3 separate regions of the Homo sapiens genome follow, and all the other regions are linked to region 2. Evidence: chromatin contacts called from ENCODE Hi-C or POLR2A ChIA-PET data. All regions are on one chromosome and are shown on one strand. Each heading gives the region's core, a stretch centred on a gene start or an enhancer-like site at or near the end of the contact. The rest is flanking DNA. Distances are from core to core; before and after follow the strand shown. Region 1 overlaps LINC00598 (long intergenic non-protein coding RNA 598). Region 2 has its middle 16 kb from the start of FOXO1. Region 3 has its middle 49 kb from the start of LINC00548.

Evidence for each region. Hi-C counts contacts between places; a loop is a spot of excess contacts on that map. ChIA-PET counts read pairs that join two places held with the same protein, here RNA polymerase II (POLR2A). Pooled maps may share reads with other maps.
Region 1: a map of psoas muscle shows a loop between it and region 2 (4-fold over the local background). The contact joins two enhancer-like sites. A Hi-C loop is called at or near these places in 4 of 168 maps with a recorded cell type or tissue (PC-3, aorta, endothelial cell of umbilical vein and 1 more) and 2 of 50 pooled maps. POLR2A ChIA-PET finds 5 or more read pairs at or near these places in 4 of 52 experiments (B cell, BJ, OCI-LY7 and 1 more).
Region 3: a loop to region 2 is called in a map with no recorded cell type, with 2.4 times the contacts of the local background. The contact joins two enhancer-like sites. A Hi-C loop is called at or near these places in 2 of 168 maps with a recorded cell type or tissue (Caco-2 and heart left ventricle), 3 of 37 single-sample maps with no recorded cell type and 9 of 50 pooled maps. POLR2A ChIA-PET finds 5 or more read pairs at or near these places in 2 of 52 experiments (activated T-cell and common myeloid progenitor, CD34-positive).

The regions. Positions count from the first base shown.
Region 1 is chr13:40,401,191-40,404,865 of GRCh38, reverse strand. All of the region lies in intron 6 of LINC00598 (long intergenic non-protein coding RNA 598), which reads left to right. Among named protein-coding and RNA genes, the nearest start is that of LINC00598, 78 kb to the left of the region's middle. Within about 2 kb of position 2,310, at least 25 of the 41 ENCODE cell types and tissues checked have a DNase peak (open chromatin) inside an H3K27ac peak, as active enhancers do; they include endothelial cell of umbilical vein and psoas muscle, where a contact is called at or near this core.
Region 2 is chr13:40,680,618-40,684,194 of GRCh38, reverse strand. No RefSeq gene overlaps it. Among named protein-coding and RNA genes, the nearest start is that of FOXO1, 16 kb to the right of the region's middle. RefSeq lists enhancers at 1,992-2,756, 2,757-3,521, 3,522-3,577. Within about 2 kb of position 2,319, at least 3 of the 41 ENCODE cell types and tissues checked have a DNase peak (open chromatin) inside an H3K27ac peak, as active enhancers do; they include endothelial cell of umbilical vein and psoas muscle, where a contact is called at or near this core.
Region 3 is chr13:40,267,615-40,271,288 of GRCh38, reverse strand. No RefSeq gene overlaps it. Among named protein-coding and RNA genes, the nearest start is that of LINC00548, 49 kb to the right of the region's middle. Within about 2 kb of position 2,073, at least 2 of the 41 ENCODE cell types and tissues checked have a DNase peak (open chromatin) inside an H3K27ac peak, as active enhancers do.

The DNA of each region.
Region 1 (3,675 bases), core at 1,061-3,560, 280 kb after region 2:
CAACATGGCCAGTAAGGAGGCGGATGCAGCAAGAAACGAAGTCAGGATGGGAGACAAAACTGACTTGGGCCAGGGTGATATTGGTGGAGGTAGGGGAGTGGTGATTCTGCTTGTTACTTGAAGGTAGTGCCCAAATGTGATTGTAGTTAATACCGTGACTTTCTTGTAACATGGTGGTGGCCATGTGTTTTCTCTCACAGCCTCCCCCTGTGGCCTCTTCACTCCCATCCAGGTCGATGCCAACCCAGCTGCCTCTCATCACTTCCACTTGTATTCACAGAGGCATGGGGAACTTCTGGGCCCTGACCTGCAGTCCACCAGCCATGGAGACCCAGGCCATGTCCTCCAATGATCCATCTCGTCGCATCCCATGCCTCCTGGGCACCACTGTTCCTGCTTCATGTTGCAAATGGCAGACTGCCCTGGAAGGTCCCAGCAGCATGCGCTCAGCCGATGGTTTGGGCTCCCCATACCTAACCCAGTGCCTGTAAAGCCCCTGAGACCCCCTTTGAGAGATGTGGGACTTAGGGGGTGGGGATCACATTCCTTGTCCCCAAATTTCTCCCTCTCTCTTTGTCTTCCTTCTTCTCTCCATTCATCAGGAGAATGGGTGAGATGTCTCTCAGGTAGAACTCCGGGAGCAGGTTTGCCAGACTTGCCTTCTGAAATGTTAAAGAAAGGTAGAAAGAGGGATTGAGGAAACCCCTTTCTCTCCTAACAAAGCCTTTCTGCAGGTTTGATAATCCTATTGTAGATGCTCACGTTGAACCTGTACCTTTCTCTTGGTGTTTACTTTCACATCCTAGTACTCCGCCCCCAACACCCCTCCACTCACTAGGAAGAAGGACATTTACAGAGAAGTGCAAAAAACAAAAGCACATAACATACAACATAATTGAACATCATCACTTTCACCAGTTAGGGTAATGTTCACCGTACACGGAGTTGCCTCTGTTGGAGGTGGCTCCAGGGCGGGAAGGGCTCCATTCCTCTGCACGGCGCCAGGCCTATCCCTTTCCCTGATTGTTTGGCTGAGGAAAGTTTGGAAAATCTCCAGAAAACAATTGTTAAAACTAATCTGAAACAGGCTGTAAGTGGCATGGGAGAAGTGCGAGGTGTGGACACGGGCAACCCTGCCATGAGATGGAGGTCTCTGAATGTCGAAAGCGAGTGATCTGCAGATGTACAGTGCCCACGGGGCAGTCAGCCTTTAAGGGCAGTGTGGGAACATGCAAAGAACAGGACCCCAGGCTCCCGTTGCAACCAGGTCAGTCCCTGTTTTCAGCACCACTGGGGCGGCCTCATGGGGAAAGAGGGTACAACGGGGCTGGAAGTGAGTTTAATGGGGCTGCGATTCGGAAGCTGAGGGTTTTAGTCCAGCAACTGCTTAGTTGTTCCCGTACAACTTCATGTTGTTAAACTACAAGGTTCAGTCCTTGATCAGTTAAATAGGAACAATGCTGTAAAACCTCTGTCCAATCTACTTCACAAGCCTCCTGGCAATGCACATAAAAGGGCTGCATACATTCCTAAGCTGGGACCAGGAAGGGTGGGAGGCAGACGTTATCCTGAAGACAGACAGAGAGCTAGTCGTCTACATTTTACCATGTCACCTGCCTGGGAACCCTCCGCACTTGCCTGGGCCTAGGGTCCAATGGGCTTCCTGTCTCTGACCAGAGGTCGGGAAACAGCTCTGTGCGGGAGTTGGCCGATCTGCTGAGTGGGGTCGTCCTGGGGTTGATATTTGTTCTTAGCAACAGGCATTTCAAATGCACAATGCATGATTGTAGCCCTTGGAATGCAGCATTTTTGAGCAGCGAAGTACAGGTTGCCAACTGTAAAATATCACCATGTTCACACTGGTTCTAAAGACAAGCGGAGAGAAGGGAATAATTCTATATTAAGACAAACCTTGCAATCTACCCTCCAGAGCCTTCTGGAAGAAATTAGGATCATTTTAAAAAGGGCTGCATTAACACAGTGGGGCATTCATTCCTTTTATTTTATTCCTTACATATTCACAATTGGAAAATTTTTATCATTCTGGAGTTATTAAGTAGTATGGGGGAAGGATTACTTATTTTTGCATGTATTTTTGAAGGAGGCTTTCCTTATTTCTTTTCATGTTAAAAAATTTACCCTTTCTGAAGCCTTTTTTTTTTTTTTTTTTTTTGGCGTATGTGTGTTTCGCAAAACTTGGCACGAGCATGAGAGGCTGACCTTTAACTTGAGGAGGAGGAGGAAGTGCAGTGAGGGGCAGCTGCGGAGGGCGTGGAGGAGGCAGGATGACTCAGTGTCTCTGTAACGCCCTCCTCTCCCCTCTCGGCCCTGGGCCAAGTGTGTCCAACCAGTGCTGCATCAGAGAAAGAAATCCTGCAGAAGTGACCGCTGTGGTAATGACAGCATAAATAGTTCCTCTTTTGAAGTTTTAATGCTCCTGAAGCTGTGGGAGAAACAGTCAGCTTTCAGATTCCTCCCTCGACTACTGGCAAACCGTGAAGAACTGTGTTTTCTCTCCAAGACACACCAGAGTGGTTATAAGGGCAAAGAATGATTGGACTTTAGAAGCCGAAAAAGGACTAGAGGCAGACAAATGGACAGCATTTCAGGGTGGCCCTGGGTTCACAGTGACCTTGAACCTTCACCTAAGTTTTTGGCAGCTGAGTCTCCATAAGAGGGGACAACTGCATTTACTATCGGAGAACTGCAGTTTCTCTCTCTGGCTGAGTAGAGTTGGTCTCTGTCTATGGGGCATCCTGTGGTCATCTCTCTCTGCAATGCAGGAAGCTCTGTCTGCCTGCCCCCTTTCCTACCTAACTGAAATTGAGGGGTAATTGCCTCCTGCACCCATATTTTCGAAATCTCAACTCACATACACACCATCTTTTGCTCTTGACTTCATAACAGCAATAGTAGAATGTCATTATCTTTGTCAGCAATGGCAAAATCAGCAAAATGAGCACTTACTGTGTATAAGCCTGGTCAAAGATAACAGACGCAGAGAGAGAGAGAGAGAGAGAGAGAGAGAGATTCCTTCAAGGGTCTTACAAGGTATTTGAGGATGAGACCATTATTCTTTCCCCAGCACGACACTAAAACTCTTCTCAACAAAGTTGTAAGTGACCTGCTAATTGCCAATCCCAGCAAACACTTCCCAATACCTTCCTGAAATGGTTGACGTGACCTCATTATTTGAACACCCTTCCCTGAATGGCCAAGACAGCACCCTGCCTTGGCTCTCCTGCTACCTTCTCACACCACACCCTGAGGTCAATTCTTCCTCCATCTGTCCCATAAATGTAGCTGCTGTTTCTCAGGGTTCCACCTTTGGTCTTCTTGTCAGTCCTCAATTTTCTTTTTTCTTAGTTACTTTGCCTAATCCTGGAGGATGTGAATTTACATTTTAACACATTTCCTAGAGGTACTGATATAAATCCCAAGCAGTTTTGAGACTCTCTGGACTTCTTCATCCTTCTAGTTCTTAGCATCTGCATCTATAAAATGGGGATGATAATGGTACTTGTTTCATTGGACTGTTGTTAGGATTCTATGTAAAGCACTTAGAAGAGTGCCTGGCACATAGGCAGTTTTACATAAATATCTGTTGTTAAGTTTGGGCAAAGGCCTAATAGAAAATAAGTTTTTGAAGGAAAGTTGGGGCCTTTTGCAGAGACA
Region 2 (3,577 bases), core at 1,070-3,569:
TCACCTAAGGCCAAGAGTTCGAGACCAGCCTGACCAATATGGTGAAACCCCGTCTCTACTAAAAATACAAAAATTAAAATTAGCTGGGTGTGATGGCAGGCGCCTATAGTCCCAGCTACTTGGGAGGCTGAGACAGGAGAATTGCTTGATCACGGGAGGTAAAGGTTGCAGTGAGCCAAGATCACGCCACTGTTCTCCAGCCTGGGCAAGAGAGAGACCCCGTCTCAAAAAAAAAAAAAAAAAAAAGGTAAAGTATTTATGTTACCTTAAGATATTATAAAAATGAAACTGCAGGGCACGGTGGCTCACGCCTGTAATCCCAGCACTTTGGGAGGCCGAGGCGGGAGGACTGCCTGAGCTCAGGAGTTCGAGACCAGCCTGGGCAACACGGTGAAACCCCATCTCTACTAAAGTACAAAAAATTAGTCAGGCGTAGCAGTGTGCGCCTGTAATCCCAGCTACTCAGGAGGCTGAGGCAAGACAATTGCTTGAACCTGGGAGGTGGAGGTTGCAGTGAGACGAGATCACGCCACTGCACTCCAGCCTGGGCGACAGAGCGAGACTGCATCTCAAAAAAAAAAAAAAGAAAGAAAAAGAAAAAAATTTTGGCTGGGCGAAGTGGCTCACCTCTGTAATCCCACCACTTTGGGAGGCCAAGGCAGGTGGATTACGAGGTCAGAAGTTCAAGACCAGCCCGGCCAACATGGTGAAACCCCATCTCTACTAAAAATACAAAAATTAGCTGGGTGTGGTGGCACGTGCCTGTGATCCCAGGTACTTGGGAGGCTGAGGCAGAATTGCTTGAACCTGGGAGGTAGAGGTTGCGGTGAGCCAAGGTCATGCCACTGCACTCCAGCCTGGGCTACAGAGCGAGACTCCATCTCAAAAAAATAAAAATAAAAATAAGACAAATGTTAAAGGCACATAAAAGGCTCTTTTTTTTTTTGACTTTTCTGAATTTTATTACCTTTTCTCTAAAAGTTAACTTTTTTGCAAATGGCTATTAATGTCATATACCAGTAGAGGGCGATAAAACATTACTTTTTAGTATTATCTTAAAACTACTTTTACCAGAGTGGAAAAAGAATTTTTGGATAACTTTTCTTTTGCCCCTTCACAAAAGAAAACGATCGAAGACACTAGCAAGATGGAGAAACATAGTTCAATGGGAAGATCAAAAGTAACAGACAGATTACCATGACCTAAATTTGCAGAAGGGAGAATCATCATCTGTGTAAAAACTATAGTGACAGCTCTGTTTAGATTGGTTTATGTCTCAGGGAGACCGCCTTTTGTGCTAGCTCTCTGACACTGCATAACAACTGTGGGCAATTACGTATGGAAATCCTTCAAGCTGAAACAAATTGCAAAACTTAAGTGCACTTAGTCTGTTGTACCTTTTGTGGATCTAGAATACGTAACTTTAAAAATCTAGATTGTAATAGCTTCTAGATAGATGACAGTTTGGGCGTGAACCATTTAGCCATCCACTTGTGGTATGGCAGGAGTATATGGTGAGGAGTGGCCAGCTAACATTCTCAGGGGTCGGGGTGCCATGTTTACGTGGGCAGGCTTGATTCCTGGAAGCCGAGCTCATTTACCAGAAGAGCAGCCAATACCATGAATAAATCTGGTCCTGAAAAAGTAAATGCTCTGTTTCTTGGATTATTTATTTATATCAGATGGAGGGGGACAAGAAAGCTTATGCCTTTCCCTGTGGCCATGCAGCGCATGTGAGAATGTGCACTATGGCCGGCGCGGTGGCTCACGCCTGTAATCCCAGCACTTTGGGAGGCCGAGGCAGGTGGATCACCTGAGGTCAGGGGTTTGAGACCAGCCTGGCCAACATGGTGAAACCACATCTCTACTAAAAATACAAAAAAAAAATTAGCCAGGCATGGTTGGGGGCGGGTGCCTGTAATCCCAGCTACTTGGGAGACTGAGGCAGGAGAATTGCTTGAACTCGGGAGATGGAGGTTGCAGTGAGCCCAGATCATGCCATTACACTCCAGCCTGGGCGACAAAAGTGAAACTCTGTCTCAAAAAAATGTAAAAAAAAAAAAAAAAGAGAGAGAGATAGAATGTGCACTGTATTTAGCCTAGCCTGTGGCATTTTGTTTTGCAAATTTTAGTAGTATGGAAGTAAACTATCAGCATAAGAAAAAAGAAAATTCCTATGGCTCTGAATATGTTAGGATTTCTATCAAACACAGGGCCCAGCCCAGCCAGTTCCCAGTGGGGTAGGCTCGGCCCTTGGTCCCTACCAACACATTGACTGCTCTCCCCACAAGGTGATTTCACTGCACTGGACACAAGATGAGATGGTTTAGATGCTGGCACTGGAGCAGCTGCAGTAATGTGAGCTGAAAGGAATGCAGTTGTATGTCGAGAGTGCCAATTTCCAAAGCAGGTTCTTGAAAGGCTGTTTCTCTTCGTATGGTGAGGGACCTGTGCTGTTATCAAGACTAGGAAGGAAGGAGATTCATTAAATGTCATCATCAGCCTGAACAGGTGGTTGGCAAAGGAACGGAAAGCACGGAGATGAAGTTTTAGAGATCGGGGTGATTGCTGGCAACTAACATTATCAACTGTGATTCCAAGAGGCCCCAACTGTGGGAGGCCTGGAGGAAGCCACAGAGGTTATCTGGAGGGCCAGAGCTTACAATCTGGTTGGACTGGATCCAGCTGAATCCATCTGAGGCCAGCTCCAGGAAAGGCAGGTCTGGTATCAAGATGTACAGCAGACCATGGTGGGTGGGGAGCTCAAATTGTACTTACGGGCAACTGGGTGTGGGGAGGAGGGTTGTATGGCTCTGCAAGCATAGACCAGATCCTATGGCTATCCCCACATGAGATAGCGGGAGGATATCCTATGGGAGTTAGCCATAGGATCTGGTCTAAGCTTAACTTGAATTTCAATAGGCTGCCTTTTCTTTTCAATGAGCCCTCCTCACGAATACTTTGCATCCAAAAACTTTCTCCTTCTAATGTTCTAAGGGCTGCCAGCTGCCTCGGGCAGGCTCTCCAGAAGCCTAGGGAAGAGATACAGGGGTCAGGGAAGCATGAGTTGGGACCTCTTTTTTCTCCTATTCTTACCTGTGTTCAGCCTGGTTTACTGAAAGCAAGAGGTAATGAGCCTTTGTGGATGGGTGTGGCTGAATCATTGTGCGTTACCGATACAAGATGATCTGGAAGAAGCCCCTGATGGAACCTAAGGCCCTGGTGGAGTTTCTTTGAATATCATCAGAGGGAACTTGAGACCCGAGATACAGAGGGGACTGCAAACAGGCCTGCAGTGCCTGGGGCTGATTCCACAGGCAAGCACCTGTATCATTATCTCAGGCGACCCCCACAGCAGGAAGATATTATTATGCCAAGTACTCAGATAATGAAACTGCCTGGAGGAATAAGGAGTAGAGCCTGAATTTGAATTTACCACTTTGTCCTGCTGAGTGGTTGGTGAGGGAGGGGTAATAAGCATTAGAGCTATTAACTAAGGAAGCAGCATGGATTACTGGTTAGAAGCAAAGCCGTGGCTCTAGCCTGCCTGGGTTTGTATCCCAGCTGTGCAAGTAAC
Region 3 (3,674 bases), core at 824-3,323, 410 kb after region 2:
TGAGCTTGGATTTGTTACTTAATATTCCTGAGCCATTTTTCCCTCATTTGTTGAAAAAAAATATAACAGTTGTTAAGAGGATTAATTGCAAAGTTCTTAGCACATGGCCTGGCACATAGGAGGTGCTCAAAGGGAGTATTGATGTAATTAAGAGACTTACCATGGAGTCAGGTTTAAGAAATCTCTGGAAGTGGAATCCTGGGAAGTGATGAAATGGGAATACCCTAAGTTGCTCCCCTGTGCCCACTTCTGGGGAGATGTCACCATTGTTATGGCACCCAAATTTCTGGGCAATTAGGGATCTGTGTTAGACCCAGATACCAACAGGAAGTGGCTCTTTCTGCTGATGGTGTTTATAACAAACCCCATGGACCAGCTCTCAAAAAGAGAACCCAGCCTCCTTAGCAAACTCAGCTGTGGAGTATAAGCTCCTCTAAGGGAAAAACCTCATTTGCTTTTGTGCACTACTTTGTCCTATGCAGAGTATGGCATATCATGGGGACTCATTTTGAGGTGAAGAAAGTGATGATGGAGGAGCACAGAGCTGAGGGCCCCATGTCGATTCCTGCGTCAAGCTGCAACTCATGTTGTGCCGAGCACAGTCAAGGGAAATGGAGCTTGCTATCACAGGATATTAATTTGGTTCTTGGGGACTTGCTTTGGGCAATTGCAGAGACACAAACTAAGATGGCTTTATTAATAGAAGAAAATGTCCTGGCACATAGACTGCTCAGGATGTAAAGAAATAAGAAACTGATCCAAGAAACAGCTGTATCTTAGCTACACTGGTTGAAGGTTATCACTAGTTTCTTAGGGGGAGAAAATTTAGGACCAGGTTCAATTGTCTAGAATATCTAGTGAAATAATAGACAATTCTCATTACAGAATACCAGTCCAGTCTTCTCAAAAAGTCTTATTGTCAATTTCATATGGGGTTCAGTTAAAGACTTCCTCCAGATACTACTGACTGTTAGAATCAAGGTTCTAGCCTGGTGTGGTGCCTCGTGCCTGTAGTTCCAGCTACTCTAGAGGCTAAGGTAGGAGGGTCACTTGAGCCCAGGAAGTTGAGACTGCAGTGAGCTATGAGTGAGTTACTGCACTCCAGCCTGGGTGACAGAGAAAGACCCCATCTCTAAAAAAAATAAATAAATAAGAACCAAGGATCTGATATTTGAGTGGGAAAAACTGAGTGTTAAAAACATTAATCCTGCTTAGGTGGGATACATGGTGCAGAGGACGTGATCTGCTCTTGGTAATAATACTGTATATTATATTTTTGGCTTTGTTAAACCATAGTCGCTTTGTTAAACCATAGTCACATCTCTACTTTCATTTTATCCTCACATTATGCATGAGAGGTTAGCAGGACAGAGAGAGTGACTAGTATTGTCCTAATTTTGTAGTTGAGAAATTCAGGTTACAGTTTACTTTACTAGGAAAGGGCAGATTCTGGGTTTAGTTGGAGCAAGAAACTTGAGTCCCCAGCTGCAGGGTTCTTTGTCTACATCCTGTTAAATCATGGTTTAAACTGCCCAGACTGAAGACCCTGCACCTTCAGTCATGTCATGGGTCATGCTTCTATCTTCCAGCCCAGGAGGGTGGCCTGGTGGGATAGATAATGACTGCTATAAGGAAGGGTCTGGGAGGGGCAATGACGTGGCAATGATGGGTGTACATGAAGATGAGGGGAGGGAAGAATTTTCAAACCATCCGTGCACAGCTGACTTTTGCTTAACCAGAAATCTCATCTTCCAGAAGAATTTGGATCATGGGAGCAGGTTTTGAAAGGGGATCACTCAGTTTAAGTGGTGTCTGTGAATAGCAAAAGCAGCAGCCGAGCCTTGTCCAGTCTGTTTGCCCAGCCAAATCCAAAGAATCTGGGAATGCGATGATGACAGAAGCCTTGGGTAATGACTGCAGCCATCACATATTTTGACTTTCATCAAATGACTAGTATGTCCAGACAGAGAGACCTTGCTGTCTGAACCATCTGGTCAGTCCTGGAAGGACTGGCCATCTGGGAGTCAGCACAGAGCTCTCAGTGAGGGCTTCTCCCTGCAGCTCTGGCCAGTGTCATGAGTCTGCTGAGGGTCAAGGGTGTGTTTCAAGTCTTGAGGCTTCCAGGAAGCTTATGGATGGTTTAAGCCTGGAATGAGTGGAGCCAGGTGGGGAATTTTTGCATGAGCTCTTTAAGAACATAGGGCATGAGTGGGCTGGGGTATGATGGGGGCAGAGTATGCTGAGGCTTTAGGTCACAGTTCATATTGCTGTCTTGTGGTAATGTGAAAGTGTTTTTAATCACATGTAAACTCCTTCACTTTGGCACGTGATAGATATTTGGACCTTGTGTTGCCATCAGTCTTGAACCTCCTTGGTGTTAGGGCTGCAGAAAGAGTCAGCACCTGGCCGGGGAGAGCCGTGTGCAGACACAGGAGGGCAGGGGCCTGCTGGCTGCTTATTTCTTTGTTCTCATTAAGCCCATCTGTGACTTTCAAGTAAGTCCTCTGTACAGTTATCCACCTACCCACCCCCCCTTCTTTCCCTGATGTGAAATTCAGGAGATGAACAGTAATGCCACTCTTTGATTTAGTGTCTTTGAAGCAAATCTAATAAGATATCAAATAAATGCAGCAGTTTATTATCTGAAGTGGATTTTACCCATTAGCTGAGGGTGGTGGTTGTTCTTTGTGTAAAACAACGAGGGCATTTTCCTGGATGCTGGGGTCCTTAAGGAGAGCTGGGGGACCCTCCTTTGCCCACTTTTTGTCTAGAGCTGTAACTTAGTAATGTGAACTCCAAGAATGCAGTAACAGAGGCTTCCCATTGTCTTGCTATCACATATATCAAGGTACTGCTCTGTTTCTGACAATCAGGTATTCCCAGATTTCTTGGGAAACCTGGAAGTCATTTATAGTGATTTCTGGAAAGATGTATTTCTCCATGCAACCATTATGGAGAACAGGTTGCGATAATGGAAGATGCTTCACTGCAAATCATAAAACTCCTGATGTGGAGGGCCCATGGGGTCAGTGTAGGCTTTGGACTCAGACAGACCAAGGAGAAAATCCTAGCTCTCCAACACTGTGACTGGGCAAGCTTTGGCTTTCTTGTCTATCAAATAAGGCTATAACAACTGCTTCATAAGGCAGTTGTGGGGATTAAATGAGGGACGGTCTATGCTGATACTTCTTAGATAAGCATCCCTAATCCCTCTAGTCCAGAAATGCCTCCTGAGTTCAGATCTGTGTCTCCACCGGGATGCCCATCCATGCATGTACCCAGCATATCCCAGTCCACACTCACTCTTTCTCTCCCTCACCCTCCAAACTACCCACTTCCTCCTCCATGTTCACGGTAGTGAAGGGTTTTATTATTCACATTGTCCAAGCCAGTAGCAAGTCACTCTCAAGTCTCCCCTCTCCCTCAACCTGGAAAATTCCATCAGTCACCAAATTCTGTGAATTCTGCTTCCCCTATATCATTGCTGTCTATTTCATCCTCCCCACCCAAGGCCACTCCCTTAATCCAGTTCACTTCTTGTCTGGGTTATTGCAAAATGTTCCATTTAAAAATTTATACTGCCACCAGAGTGAATTACCTGGTGTCACACATCTATTAAAAATCCTCACCATTTCCTTTGTGAACTTCAAGGGAACATTTAATTTCTTTGACCA